2 separate regions of the Homo sapiens genome follow, and region 2 is linked to region 1. Evidence: read pairs that join two places in POLR2A ChIA-PET (ENCODE). Cell type or tissue: CD4-positive, alpha-beta T cell. All regions are shown on one strand. Each heading gives the region's core, and the rest is flanking DNA. Links, peaks and the distances in the headings are about the cores only.

The links. ChIA-PET counts read pairs that join two places held together with the same protein. Peaks named below come from ENCODE experiments on the same cell type or tissue, not always from the same donor. Only the 100,000 strongest peaks of a DNase experiment are listed, where the experiment ranks them.
Region 2: POLR2A ChIA-PET joins it to region 1 with 6 read pairs; 15 of 35 experiments call an interaction of 5 or more read pairs at or near these places.

The regions. Positions count from the first base shown.
Region 1 is chr6:26,180,661-26,188,350 of GRCh38, forward strand. It overlaps H2BC6 (H2B clustered histone 6), which reads left to right and starts at 3,101. Exons shown (of 1, transcript NM_003523.3): 1 at 3,101-3,570. The coding sequence starts at 3,136. The coding sequence ends at 3,516. RefSeq lists enhancers at 2,135-2,864, 2,724-2,913, 3,364-3,423, 7,053-7,678. In CD4-positive, alpha-beta T cell, for the core only: no CTCF peak of the experiment used is centred there; a DNase peak (open chromatin) is centred at 3,021; H3K4me3 peaks cover 1,619 bases; H3K27ac peaks cover 1,071 bases.
Region 2 is chr6:26,597,739-26,605,428 of GRCh38, forward strand. It overlaps ABT1 (activator of basal transcription 1), which reads left to right. Exons shown (of 3, transcript NM_013375.4): 2 at 176-372; 3 at 527-3,001. The coding sequence ends at 907. LOC105374989 (a long non-coding RNA gene) reads left to right here and starts at 4,995. Exons shown (of 2, transcript NR_187833.1): 1 at 4,995-5,853; 2 at 6,918-7,690. In CD4-positive, alpha-beta T cell, for the core only: no CTCF peak of the experiment used is centred there; no DNase peak of the experiment used is centred there.

The sequences.
Region 1 (7,690 bases), core at 1,015-6,014:
CGCTGTTCGCCTAGCTCAAAGTTCTTCCTGTCTCTCCCACGGAATTGGGGAGAGTTATATACAGGGCCTACTTAATTACTAATGACATTTTAGTTCTTAAACTGGGTTTTTAAGTACCAACCATTTGTTTTACAATTCTTGTTTATGTTGCATATACCCTTTTGTGCAGATATAATATTTACTATAAAAATGTTTAAAACTCTCCTGAGATCTCAATCAGAGACAGGAAACCTCAATGCCACTCTACAGTTTTTGTCATTTTTTAAATTTCCCCTATCTTTTTCTTACTTATGTGCCACATCACCATTTTTATTCATATAGATATAAAAGTGCAGAAATTTTAGTCTTTAGCAGGAATTTCAAAAATCACAAATGGCAATGTTACCTGCCTCATTAAAATCATTTAAGGGTCTCAATCCAATCTTGTCAGTTGAATATCTGATATGTGTAGTTTGGATGTAGTTAAGGGCCTTCATCTGCACTTTTCTTTCTGTTTCTTCTTGCAGTTGCAGATTGTATCACTGGACTCCTCTCCCTCTGGTTTTCTTTGTGTATGTTCATTTTGTGTCTCTCCAACGTATTAGTTCATCCTCTTTAGGTGAATTTCTTTCTTTTTATCCTACTCTTCACGTCTGTCTCTCTTTCCATTGTGTCTGTTTCTTTTTTCTCTCCCTCTGCCACTTTTCCCTTAATACGGTTTAAATTTTCTCTCATTTGTCTTTCTCCTTTTTCTCTACTGACTAGATATACCATCAGAGGTTTTTTTTTTCATTTCTAACAACCTCTTATAGTCATTAAAGAAATGCTTCATTTTCCATTCTTTTAACATAAGAAGAACAAGAAGCATTTTTCTCTTTTTGCAACACAGCCCACCAAGGTAGGTGAAGATGTTTTCTAACAGACTAGATCCAAGCCAGACTGCCTAAATCATCATTCTGGTTACACCTAGTATAAGCGATGGGGTTTGGGGCAGGATGCCGCAACTTGGGTACTCTAATTTCCCTTTCTGTTAAATGAGAACAAAAGTAATATCACATGTTTTTTTGTTTGTTTGTTTTGTTTTGTTTTTTGAGATGGAGTCTTGCTGTTGCTCTGTCACGTAGGCTGGAGTGCAATGGTGCGGTCTCGGCTCACTGCAACCTCGGCCTCCCGGGATCTCCTTCAGCCTCCCAAGTAGCTGAGACTACAGGCATGCGCCACCACGCCCGGCTAATTTTTGTATTTTTAGCAGCGACAGGGTTCCACTATATTGGCCAGGCTGGTCTCAAACTCCTGATCTCGGGATCCGCATGCCTCGGCCTCCCAAAGTGTTGGGATTACAGGCGTGAGACACCACGCCAGACCTTTTTTTTTTTTTCCTCTCTCCCTCTTTGAGACAGAGTCTCGCTCTGTTGCCCAGGCTGTAGTGCAGTGCCAATCTCGGCACACTGCAAGCTCCGCCTCCCAGGTTCACGCCATTCTCCTGCCTCAGTCTTCCGAGTAGCTGGGACTACAGGCGCTCACCACCACGCCCAGCTAATTTTTTGTATTTTTCGTAGAGACAGGGTTTCACCGTGTTAGCCAGGATGGTCTCGATCTCCTGACCTTGTGATCCGCCCGCCTCAGCCTCCCAAACTGCTGGGATTACAGGCGTGAGCCACCGCGCCCGGCCCTTTTTTTTTTTTTTTTTAAGAAGGAGTTTTGCTCTGGTTGCCCAGGCTGGAGTACAGCGGTGCAGTCTCAGCTCACTGCAACCCCCACCTCCCGTGTTCAAGCGATTCTCCTGCCTCAGCCTCCCAAGTAGTTGGGATGACAGGCGTGTGCCACCCTACTCAGCTAAGTTTTTGTATTTAGTAGAGACGGGGTTTCACCATGTTGGTCAGGCTGGTCTCGAACTCCTGCCCTCAGGTGATCCACCCGCCTCGGCCTCCCAAAGTGCTGGGATTACAGGCTTGCGCCACTGCGCCCGGCCCAAGATTTTTTGATTAAATAAATACAAATAAAGCACATTAGCTATTATTCTGAACACTGCTACATTAGCTACATTGAAAATTAAAAAAGATGTTAAACAGATTTTAAGGTTTTCTCGTCATCACTGAAGTGAGAAAAACAAATTATTTTGTGAAACAAAGATAAGACACAATAAATTCAGAGTACACTTTTGTTAGATGCTAACCCACAGAGCGGAATACTTTTTGCGCAGCACCTTCATTCCTGGAGACTTAGGGCCCGGGAAATGGGAATGGTGGCAGGAGAGGAGAAGGGCTAGGGGGCTGGGGAGCGTGGGGTGAAGGAGTGGGGGCTTAAAAAGGACAGTCAAATTTAGGAAGAACAGTTTCTTAAACTGAAGTTAGCTAAGCAGCGGGCTTCAGCCAAAGATAATAATACTAACTTGAAAGTAAAGCTGTTTGTTAAATAGGCTTTCATTTTAATTTTTTAAAAAATATTTTCACTAGTTAGACGGAATATTTATTTCTGATCCTCGTTGTAGGGCTAAACTAGGTGTGACTTGCTTTTCCATTAAGGACTGTAGCCATTTTGGCTAAGAAAGTCTTTCCTGTCTTAGCTCTCTTCAAGAGATGCTATTTACTTTTTTGTTGTTGTTTTCTCCGGAGCTTTATTGCCTACCCTTTATTTTCACGATGTGTTTGTGCATTCTGTAAAAAGTGGGAAACACTGTTCTCCGGATTGTGTGGGTGATCGCCGGTCGCCTAGCTTGCCGTTCTTCAGGTATCTCCTGCTGCTCCAGAATCTACATCTGAATGTCAAGGCATAGCTTTTCCAGGAGCTTTTAAACCGACCTTTCAATTCGAAGACGTAACTGCGCCAGGAGCTTTGTCTCCCTGGCATATAAAAGCATAGAAGAGAGCAACTTCTGGTTTTTAAAATAAGTAAACTAATCTGAATTGTTTGCAATGGTAGGAACTTGTTATATAAAATGTTAATTAGGTGGCCCGTGCTCGAAAACTGCTCTCAGGATATGACCAATGGGAGAGTAGACCTAAGCTCCTTCATTTGCATGCAGACTTCACGACAAAATAACGAATCAGAGTTGGAGAAACTAAATCTTCATTTACATAACATTGTCTACAAATTCCGAGGATCAGGAGATGTAGATTTCATTTTCTTTCCTAACTGCAGAACAGCAAAGATAGCATGCCTGAGCCAGCGAAATCCGCTCCCGCCCCGAAGAAGGGCTCCAAGAAGGCCGTGACCAAGGCGCAGAAGAAGGACGGCAAGAAGCGCAAGCGCAGCCGCAAGGAGAGCTACTCCGTATACGTGTACAAGGTGCTGAAACAGGTCCACCCCGACACCGGCATCTCCTCTAAAGCCATGGGGATCATGAATTCCTTTGTCAACGACATCTTCGAGCGCATCGCCGGCGAGGCTTCCCGCCTGGCGCATTACAACAAGCGCTCGACCATCACCTCCAGGGAGATCCAGACGGCCGTGCGCCTGCTGCTTCCCGGGGAGCTGGCCAAGCACGCTGTGTCAGAGGGCACCAAGGCCGTTACCAAGTACACCAGCTCCAAGTAAACTTGTCCCTGCAACTGCCTTAGTAAACCCAAAGGCTCTTTTCAGAGCCACTCACCTTTTCACAATTGGAGCTATATACTGACATGTGAAGATACTAGAAACTCCTGCAGCTGAAATAGGCATGTTTTTAAAACTTAAAATGGCACTCACTGTCTGGGCTGGTGGCTTTATGAAACTCTGGTTTCCGTGTTTTATGAGGTATCACTCGATAGTACCTAAGAGGCAATAGTAATTTCATAGTTTTGCTCTACGAAGAGAAACTTCGTTTCTCAAGAGTCCTTAAAAATACGGGTTTTACCAAAGAAGCCCATATTATGGGGGGCTGGAGCGGGGGTGGGGAAGGAGGAGAGGAGACTGCTGCTTTCAAGTAGTTCTTAATGTTGAATTTGCTTTTTTCCTTTCCTCAATTACTTCAAAAAGGTCTTAATTTGGATTTTTATTTTAGGTTCTAAAGGAAAAAATAAAACCCTCTTCCCTCTACCGCCTCACCTGTCTGGTTTCACCAATTAGACTTGAACAATTCTCAGTGTGCAACCACACTCGCGCTCGCACACAAACACATACACACATTGTTCATTGATCGACAATCCCCATCTCATCTTTATCATGTTCTTAGAGAAGTTGGGTCTCCATTGTTAAGGATTCTCCTAATCACAAAAACTGACTATATACCTATCCCCAATCCAATCATTAATAAGGGGCATGTGATCTTTAGGATAGGTGTAGTCAAATTAATCAGATCCCTGAGGCTAGAAGGAACTCTGCCTTCTCTGGAGAACAAGTCAGGGAACAAAGAAAGTTGTATTAGGAAGAAAGGAGGGAAAATGACTTTTGGGGAGGAGGCATCTGCACTGCCTGATACAAGCAGCTTCCAGGCGAAGGTGGATGGAAGGAATATCCAGTAGGTTGAAAATGGATAGTCATTCCTTCATATTCAAGTGCCAAGCAGTGAATTTTGTACTGAGGACTTCTGCACTGAGAATAGTGGTTCTCAGACTTCAGTGTGCATCAGAATCACCTGGAGAGCTTGTTAAAGGAGATTGCTGAGATAAAGAATATGCTAACCAAGCCTCCTGCTCACGTGGAGTTTTCTTGTGATAAAGATGTGGGAGAAGATTGTGAAGAGTCTGAATGTCAAACAATGAAGTTTAGATTTATTTTGCAGACAATAAGGTTATAGAAAGCTTGTGAGCAAGGACTAACAAAATTATAACTAGTTCTAGGAATATGCTTCTGGTGGCAAGAGACTGGATGCAGTGGAGGGAAATGATGTTGAAGGAGGATAAAGTTTCAAGCCAAAGAAATGGCAGGAGTAATGGAGCAGGGGATACAATAAACAAATCAGAGAGTAGTTGAAGGGATTTCATTCAGTATTTCATCAAATATTGATTGCATTCCCTCTGTGCCAGGCATTGAAATACTTCAGTGAGCAAGATAGACAAGAGACTGCCCTTCTGAGGCTCATATCCTAGTGAAGGAAGAGAGATGATAGACTGGGCATGGTGGCTCACGCCTGTAATCCCAGCACTTTCGGAGGCCAAGGAGGGCGGATCATCTGAGGTCGAGATTTCAAGACCAGGTTGTCCAACATGGCAAAACCCTGTCTCTATTAAAAATACAAAAATTAGCTGAGCATAGTATCACAGGCCTGTAGTCCCAGCTACTTGGGAAGCTGAGGCAGAAGAATAGGAGAATTGCTTGAACCCAGGAGGCGGAGACTGCAGTGAGCCAAGATCACACCACTGCACTCCAGCGTGGGTGACAGAGGGAAATTCCATCTCAAAAAAAAAAAAAAAAAGAAGAAGAAGAAGAAGAATATAGGTCTATTTCACTCAGCAAATGGTAACTCACTCCTGTTCAATGTATTATTTAGTATTATGTCTGCGATTCCTCTCTATCTTTAAATTTGGGATCTCTAGATCTCAGACCCTGAAATCCTAGACTTCTGGTTGTTGACAGGAATCCATGGAGCCCTGGGAGTTCCTTGAGTTTCTGAGAATAATGAGCCTCATAAAATGTCTATGTTCATATGTCTATTTTCAACAGATTCTCAAAGGAGTTTTTGATCCATCTATTACTACAAACTACTCTATTTTTTTTTTTTTTTTTTTTTTTTGATACAGAGTTTTGCTCTTGTTGCCCAGGCTGGAGTGCAATGGCACGATCTTGGCTCACCACAACCTCTGCCACCTGGGTTCAAGCGATTTTCCTGCCTCAGCCTCCTGAGTAACTGGGGTTACAGGGATGTGCCACTATGCCCAGCTAGTTTTTTATTTTTAGTAGAGACAGGGTTTCTCCATGTTGGTCAGGGTGTTCTCGAACTCCCAACCTCAGGTGATCCCCCTGCCTTGCCCTCCCAAAGTGCCAGGATTACAGGTGAGAGCCACAGTGCCCAGCAGAACCACTCTTGAAGGGAAGTCAGCCCATTGAAATATACAGGTTACCACTGCTGAAGACATATAGACTATCTAGTCTACCCATTGATAACTTTTTTTTTTTTTGAGATAGAGTCTCACTCTGTGACCCCAAAGTTGCTAGGACTACAAGCATGTGCCAGCATGCCCGGCTAATTTTTGTATTTTTATTAGAGACGAGGTTTCTCCGTGTTGGCCAGGCGGGTCTCAAACTCCTGACCTCAAGTGATCCACACACCTTGGCCTCCCAAAGAGCTGGGATTACAGGCGTGAGCCACGTGCCTTGCCTGATCTCTAACTTGTAATCAGCCCCACTCTGTTCTGTCTATAATGGAACCCAACAGAGGTGATACCAAGTCGACAGGCTCATTTGGCATCAGCTTTTCTGTAAAGAGCTTTCAGGTCAATGGAAGGACATTCCACAATACTAAATAAGTTTAGTAACAAAACTGAATTTTGTGTGATAAAGTTATGCTGCTTACAAAGAGACTCAACAATAAATAAGCTTAAAGACAGATATTTTTGTTTCATGGAACAAATCCATTGTGATTAGTCCAGCTTTGTGAAGCAGCTCTGCTCCTTGTGATCAATCAGGAAATTTCGTTCCTTCCAAGTCAATGTTCTGTCATCTCCTAGGGCCTGATGTTCTCTAATTGCTCAAAATGAAATCAATACCATTATACTTGGGGAAGAAGGTAACATGGAAGTTTCAAAGCCCAGACCTGGTAGTAACTTTTCTATGTGTCTCACCTGTGTTGGAAATAATGTAGCCACATGCTTACATCTGCTCCCAGAAAGACCAGGAAATGTTGTCTCTTGCTAGATAGCCACCTGTCCAGCTTTCTTTTTATTATGATAAAGTGAAAAAACTTTATTGGAAAAATAAGGGTTTACTCAATATTCTCCACAAATTAAAATCCATTTTGAGGACAGCGAATAATACAGTGGCATACTGATAGTCCTGCGATTGTAAGGACTGGAGTAACCCACTAGGGAATGGCTTACTTATTTTTGTCTCATTTCCTGAGGTGTAAAGGGAAAGAAGGTGGGAATTTAATCATGACAACCTCGGTTTTAAACACCCATTCATGCAACCACAGTAACCTGATCTATGATTTAAGGTAAAATGACTTCTGTTAATAATAAAGTCTAAGACTATTTAAGATAAAAGGACAACAAAAAAAGAACTCGTTCAACATACCTTTAAATTGGCCACGGGTACATAAATAAAAAGTCCTTTTAAATTCAACAATAGAAAATCAGTAGATCTGGATGGAAGGCAGCTCAGAGGAACAGAACCAAACAAGTTGGCCTCTCCCCATTCCACTAAAAAATGTTGAATCTTATGTACTTTCATGGTTGTTTCTCCCACGGTAATTACTACTTTCTTCTTTAAAGAATGTATTTGCCAGTCAAGTGCCTCCAACACACCTCCCATCCCCCCACACCAATAACCATCTGAATGCCATTTTGTCTTCCTTTCATATAACAATGCCTTGGTAGGAACTAGTAACTACCTCCATTTTTTTCACTATTCTTCACGGCAGCATCAGCCTTTACCACTTGCCTTCTGAGATACAGGTTTTGCTACCTTGTTTCTCCAGCAGCTACAGTCTTTGCTACCTTGTTTCTCTGATAGCCATGAAGAATGTTAGCAGCAGTTTGCCATGTTTCCTTACAGAAATACAGAAAACACAGGCCAAGCGTGGTGGCTCACGCCTGTAATCCCAGCACTTTCGGAGGCGGAGGAGGGAAATCTC
Region 2 (7,690 bases), core at 1,309-6,308, 420 kb after region 1:
AAGAATTGAGTTAGCTAGAGGAAAGGGTGCGATTTACAGTTCCCTTCCTCCTGGGCAAAAACTCTTCAGGTGGGACTCCCACTGGCAGATGTGAAGAACGTTGCGGGCAGTGGGAGGTGCTTTTGAGTGAGTGCTGCATAGGCGTCCTGGACGGGTCTTTGTCTTTGGCGCGCAGACCGGTTCGTGAGACGCAAGAAGAAGGCAGCAGCAGCTGCCGGAGGAAAAAAGCGGTCCTACACCAAGGACTACACCGAGGGATGGGTGGAGTTCCGTGACAAGCGCATAGCCAAGCGCGTGGCGGCCAGTCTACACAACACGCCTATGGGTGCCCGCAGGCGCAGCCCCTTCCGTTATGATCTTTGGAACCTCAAGGTGAGAAGATAGATCTTTCTGCCACACCTCTCACCCTCCCTTCTCCCCAACTCTGGCCCAAGTATCCCCATGGCCTCTCATTGGCCTTGTCCCCTTGTCTCATCTTTCTCCCTAATCTGCACTATCCTGATCTTTTCTTCTTTTCTGCCCACAGTACTTGCACCGTTTCACCTGGTCCCACCTCAGCGAGCACCTCGCCTTTGAGCGCCAGGTGCGCAGGCAGCGCTTGAGAGCGGAGGTTGCTCAAGCCAAGCGTGAGACCGACTTCTATCTTCAAAGTGTGGAACGGGGACAACGCTTTCTTGCGGCCGATGGGGACCCTGCTCGCCCAGATGGCTCCTGGACATTTGCCCAGCGTCCTACTGAGCAGGAACTGAGGGCCCGTAAAGCAGCACGGCCAGGGGGACGTGAACGGGCTCGCCTGGCAACTGCCCAGGACAAGGCCCGCTCCAACAAAGGGCTCCTGGCCAGGATCTTTGGAGCCCCGCCACCCTCAGAGAGCATGGAGGGACCTTCCCTTGTCAGGGACTCCTGAGGGCCTGGGTGGCCCCTTCCATTTCCTGGCCCTGCTCTGCTTCCTGTCTACCTCATACTAGAATGATCGTGACTACCCGGGCAGACATTTTACTGTGTTTCTCAGACCAAGTGTCTACTGATGGCCCAAACATGGAGTTTTGTGGGCTTCCACTGTCCCCACTCCGAACTCCTGTATGTGCCTGGCTGAGTCACCTAATTCATACTGTCATACTAGCATAATTATGACTATTGCATATGCTTGTTTTGTTTGACTCTTGGCTGCCTACGTCTGTAGGGTCCCCTGAAAATCCCACTTCCTGCCCCCAGAAAGGGCCTTTATTTCCAACTAGGAGGATAATGCCTAGTCCAGGCAATCTTTCTCTGTTTAGCAGTCACAGGTGAGGGTGGTATTAGCATCTTTTTTATGTAGAAAAAATTGAGTTAATGGGGTGGACTGGGTTGGGAAGAAATACATTTCCTAATGTATTTATAGAAAATAAAAATATTTTTATGTGCCTTTTTATTTTTGTTGGTGGGGAGGTCATTGGACAAGTTCCAACTTTCATCTTGTGTTCCCTTCACCTTCATATCCTGATCTTAGAGCCCCCCTCCCCCTGCCACCCACCTTACTGTTTAACCTGGATTTTTTTTTCTATTTAATTTTTGTCTAATATCTTAGCCCAGTTTATCAATCAGTTATCTTAAGTCAGCATTTTCTAAGCCATTGTTTGAGGAAACAGTGACAATAGGTAATAACACATCTTAGTATTAAGAGTTTTACAGGCCACTAGTATAAGATAGGCATCGTGGTAGATGCATATAAAGGGTGGAATGGGAGCCATGGCAGGTCATAGAGTCCTCTCAATGGGAACCTGATTGATGATCACAGTCTTCAGTGGTGAGTCAGTCCTCACCAAGTTTTCCAGATCATTCCTACAAAGTAAACTGGGAGAATAATAAGTCTGAAAGAGTGTGGAGTGCTCCCACAATTACAAAGAATGCTTCCTGGGTGGAGTGTTGAGTTGGAACCATTGTAAAGGTGGGCAAAGCCTAGTAGAGAACCAGTGCACCTCAGGTGCACTTACATATGGTGGGGCTGAGGCAAAGCAGCCCTGTAGGCTTCAAAGAATCAGTGTAAGCCACTAAAAGGAACTGAAAACCTAGGTGTCACAATAAACAGTCTACACAGTCTCACGTAGACCAAAATTCTGATCATTTTCCAGGCTGTTGCATGAAGTGATAGAGTATGATTATAATTTCTGTTTGCTTGTGCTGTTTGTTTTTGTTTTTCATCTGTCAATGTGATGATCTGTGTTTTATAGGGTAGAGTGGATTTGTCTACTTTGGCTGTAAAATACCCTAATCACATTATGATCTTGACAGGTGCACTTTACTGGGGAGAATAAAAAGGACCATACGGTAAAGCTGGTATAACATTTCTCACAACCCACATACCTCTTATACTTGGCACACAAACTACGTTTCCATTTAGAAACTTTCGTCTTGTTTCTGTTTTTAATTCTTGTGGGTTTGTTTCATGTGAATTGTTTCCTCAGATCATTGATGTCTTAAAGTGAAACAGAAAAATCCAGAATCAGAATTTGACAGGCTGGCATATTCATTTATTCAGAATTCCAAGTGCCCATTGCTACTTCTGCTAGATAAAGAGATACCAAGGTGAAGAAGAAACTTTCCCTCTAGTTGCTAACAGCTTAGAAAGTACAGTAGACATACTGGGGTTTTATTTAAGACTTTCTTGAATGAAGAAATAAATTGCATTCCCACGGTGGACAGCGTTAGATAACAGTATGTTCAAGGGCTGGTATTTCAGGGTCCATCTCCAAAACAGTTCTGTACAAAGAGCTCACACCTGCGGCCAGGCAAGCTAAGTAAGTCACAGGTGGAGTGAGGAATGAGAATAAATGGGTGGAAGAAAATATCCTAGGAACTTTCATCTTGACTTTAAGCCCATTGAGTGTAGGAAAATAATTTTTTACATCCACAATTTTGTTTCTATTTAAACAGCACTTGTTTTTTTATATGAAGTAACTCATTTAATCCACAACTATATAATATTGTTATCCCCCCATTAAAACTGAGCTCAGAGAGATGACTCAATTTGCCTCTTAATATTTTATCCTTTGTTCCTCACCTTTTCCCCAGCTTTTCCCAGTGTGCATATGGTGAATGCTTATTACAGGAAATTCATGAGAAATGCACATGTTATAGACTAGAGAATGAAGTGTACCTGCCAATATGAGTGGATTTATTTTATCTAGCACCAAGAGTAGCAAACTGAGTAATAATTCTCAGTCATGATCCTGTGGTTGTAGTGTATACTCTGATTCAACTTAGTTTCACTCCTGACTGAGAAGCTGGGACTCTGCATTTGATGGCAATGGAGTGGGCTGATTTCTTTCCAAATAAGTTGAGGTGGGACTCCTGGTAGAGTAAGAGGGCTTTAATAGGGTATGTCTGGGTGCCTAAAAGCTTTCTCTCTCTTTTTTTTTTTCAGAGACAGGGTCTCTCTATGTTGCTCAGGCTGGCCTTGAGCTCCTGGGCTCAAGCGATCCTCCCGCCTCAGCCTCCCAAAGTACTGGGATTACAGGCATGAGCCACCACGCCCTGCCCTAAAAATGTTCAAAAGTCGTATTTACAGCTACTCTCAAATTCCTTTTTTTTTGTGATTCCTTATAAAACCTTTCTCCCTGCATTTATCTTGTTATATTACAGTAGAATTATGAGGGGAAAATCCTTTGGTGGAAGTCTAGGGACATGCTCAGTTCCCAGGAGGCTTAATGTGAATTTTAGTGAATTGCTTAAGATCCAGTATTAGATCTGCTGGTCCCTGCCCACCCCCCTTTTATTTTTTGAGACAGGGTCTCACTTTGTCACCCAGGCTGGAGTGTAGTGGCATGATCCTGTCTCACTGTAGCCTCCATCTTCTGGGCTCAAGCAATCCTCCCACCTCAGTTTCCTGAGTAGCTGGGACCGCAGGCATGCACCATCACGCCCAGCTAATTTTTAAAATATTTTTTGTAGAGATGAGGTCTCACTGTGTTGCCCAGGCTGCTCTCGAACTCCCGTTCTCAAGCGATCCACCCACCTTGGCCTCCCAAAGTGCTGAGATTACAGCCACGGTGCTCGGCTCCCATCTTGAAATCAATACCTGACAGAATATTAAAGAAAATGAAAATTGGCCGGGTGTGGTGGCTGACGCCTGTAATCCCAACACTTTGGGAGGCCAAGCCTAGTGGATCACTTGAGGTCAGGAGTTCGAGACCAGCCTGGGCAACACGGTGAAACCCTGTCTCTACTAAAAATACAAAAATTAGCCGGGTGTAATGGCGGGCCCCTGTAATGCCAGCTACGCAAGAGGCTGAGGCAGGAGAATCGCTGCTTGAACCCGGGAGGCGGAGGTTGCAGTGAGCCGAGATTGAAAATGAAAAATTTTCTATCTTCTGTTACCAGGGCCCTTGAAACCACACTTTTTTCGCACCCCTTGTTAACTGGAGACACGAAGGCGGGCGGAGGGGAGAGGCCATCGGAAACCTGGCAATGTCTTTTGCAGCTGCATGGTGTGTGCCCAGCCACCTTCAGCAGTTATTGTGGCCAGTCTGTGGCTGACCTGGGCTATCAGGGTTAGCGCACTCCAGTGAGCTCCCCCAGCACATTGCCTGCAAATGAATTCAGAGAACTTCTTTTTGTTTTTCACCTTTGCCTCCAATTCCATTGTGTCAATTATCATTGATTATTTAATCAGGACTTTATGGTTGGACGTGCAGCTTCTTCTAATCTTTTTTTCTTTTAAGTGTTTAAAAGAATAATGCTGACATGAGTCAATTTTAGTTGTACAAATACAGCTATTGTGTAAAAATTGTCAGAAGCGGAATTGCAGAGTCTAAGAGAGACCATCTTTGGTATTTATTTTGTTAGCAAGAAAAAAATTGAGAGTCTGATAATTTAGGAAAATACCAGTCACAGGAAAATACCAGTCACAGGAATACAGGTGGAAACCTAGCTAGAGGTCTCCACCCCTTTTATTCGTGCTCTATTGTGACGTCCAAAGCCTGACCCAAGGAACTGATTCAGGTAGAGGCGACGCCAGCTCAGTGTAGGGGGCAAGCTCTGCAAGACCTTGGCCGAGTGACTTCTGCTGCTTTTTGCTGTGGGGACTCTACTGGATGGACCAGCACATGAGAGAGATGGAGTTTGGAAACAAAACAAGTGGTTCAGAAACATGGGATTGCTTTCATATCTACTGGCATTTAGAAGGAGCTTGGTAAATTTAATCAAGAAACAAGGAAATGAAAATACCCAAGGAACACCAGGGGAAGAATAATGGTTGGATTTTCATTTAATTTGCCAGACACAATCCCTGAAGTAAGAAAATACCGTTTCTCATGAAATTCCGGCACCCGAGGCTCAAACGGCCAACCCTACGGTTAACAGCCGAACGCGCTAACCAATTGTGCCACAGAAATGAATGTGGTGGAATATCTCCATTCCAACAAGGTTATTTTACTTTTTTTCAGTCTAAACAATACATTAGAAAGGAGGCTACTTCTCCGTGTATTGGAAAAATGTTTTCCCTTTTTTTGACTCTCATTGTTGCTATGTTAATGTGTTTTAAAAACGGAGGTTTATAGGCTTGCCGCCGTGGCTCACACTGTAATCCCAGCACTGTGGGAGGCCGAGGCGGGCGGATCACGAAGTCAGGAGTTCCAGATCAGCCTGGCCAACATGGTGAAACCCATCTCTACTAAAAATACAAAAATTAACCGGGCGTGATGGCGGGCGCCTGTAATCCCAGCTAGTTGGGAGGCTGAGGCAGGAGAATTGCTTGAACCCAGGAAGCAGAGGTTGCAGTAGGCCGAGATCGCGCCACTGCACTCCAGCGTGGGTGGCAGAGCAAGACTCCGTTTCAAACAACAACAACAACAACAACAACAACAAAACACAGAGGTTTGTAATAATACAGATATTATTCTTAGGAACATAAGAGTGTTAATTGGGTGGAGAGCAGGACGCGGGACTGGTGCGTTTTGCAAAATAAGTATGAGTAGAATCAAAGGAAAGAATTTATTTTCGGTTCAATAAGGAAGTTTTCACTGATAGTTCAGTTGAGAGAGAAACCACTGGAAGGCTGTTGCATAGAAGGAAATATATTAAATGAGAAAGACACCAGCAAGAGCAGAGGGGAAAACCATTTAATGGAAAATCTGATACAAATATTAAGGGAAAGTAAGGGGCCAAACACCAGGACATGAAACCAGAAACTCCTATACATTAGTGCTTGTCCACCAAACTGCGAGCCTGAAATTGCGATCATACTTTATATTTGTGTTTTAAAGAGTAAGTTGGTGACAGATTTTATTTCTTTTCTGCCTGTCTTCCTGCTTCCTCTTTTTCTTTCTGCCTTCCTCTCATTCTCCAGTATGTATACCTTCTAATCATTTTCTTCTGGGTTTTATTCTGAATATTAGGATTTTCTAAATTTGTTCCTGTTTTTCTCATTTTCTTAAGCATATGTGGGTTGACCTTTGAAGTACGATGATGGGTAGGGGGTGGGTGGATGTTGTGATATTCACTACCCTATTTGTCTTTCTAGTCCTTTCAGTGACATTTAAGCCCAAGAGTCAGGTTACATTAGGATGATGTCCTCAACTTGAACTGTTGACTCTTGGATGTCCTCTATTCGTTTAGTCTCCCAACTAACAGTTATTGAGTGTCTGCTAAAAGCTAGGCACAGTTCTAGGCATTCGGATACATCAACAGTACACAGCAGAGACTAGGGTGGATTTTTCAAGCTGGGGAGAAACACATAATAAACACAAATAAGTAATTGTATCTATTTGAAGGTAATAAGTTCTATGGAGCAAAGAAAAAGTCAAGCAGGGTAAGGGGACCAGGGAGTGGGAGGTATGTGGTTTGCAATATTAAACAGGCAAGTTAGGGTGGCCTCTTTGTTTATGATATTTTGGAATGGCTTATTGGAGTTTTGATATATCCATCTTTGTCTTTAAAAGATGTCTCTCTGAGAACCTAGGCTGAAACAGACAAAAGAAACTGGATAGATCTTTCAACAGCAATTATGGGGAGTTTTGAGAGGAGGTGCTCCCTGGGATTGGATGAAGATACCAGTTAGGAAGGATGTAAATGTCTATTATTTAGGAATAGACAAACCTCATAATCTATTTTACGACCAAGAATTCTGTATTTGCCATTTTCAGAGATTTGGGTTGGTGGCTCAATGTAGAATGCCCTTTTCTACGGATCACTATATTCCATGTTGGACTTCTGGTTGGCTTGTTTAGTTTTTTCTTTGGAATTCAGTGCTACCACACAGACGTGTGCAAACACACCCACACACACACCATTAAACAAACAAAGGCCAGTGGGTCTCTTGGCTAAGGATTCTATGGTGCATATGCAAGAAATGCTACTGATAAGGAATGTTATATCAAGTTTCTCAAGAGTGGATAAAGCTGACCAATCTAGCTGCTATACTTGGAGAGGATAATATGGATGGTGTAAATTAGAATTGTATATAAGCAATAAGTTAGAATATGGACAGTCTTTTTTTTCCCCCTTTTTTTTTTTTTTAAAGAAAATGGACATTCTTTCATGATTCATCAAAAGAATCATTGGAGAAACTGATTTATCATGTGACCTCAAGTGTTTCTTGGAAACCTTTTGGAGGAAAAAGAAATTAAACATGCTGAACTGGCTGAAAAAAATATAGAAGAAGCACTTTCAGATCATATTAAATATATACAAACTGGAAAGAATCTATGCACAC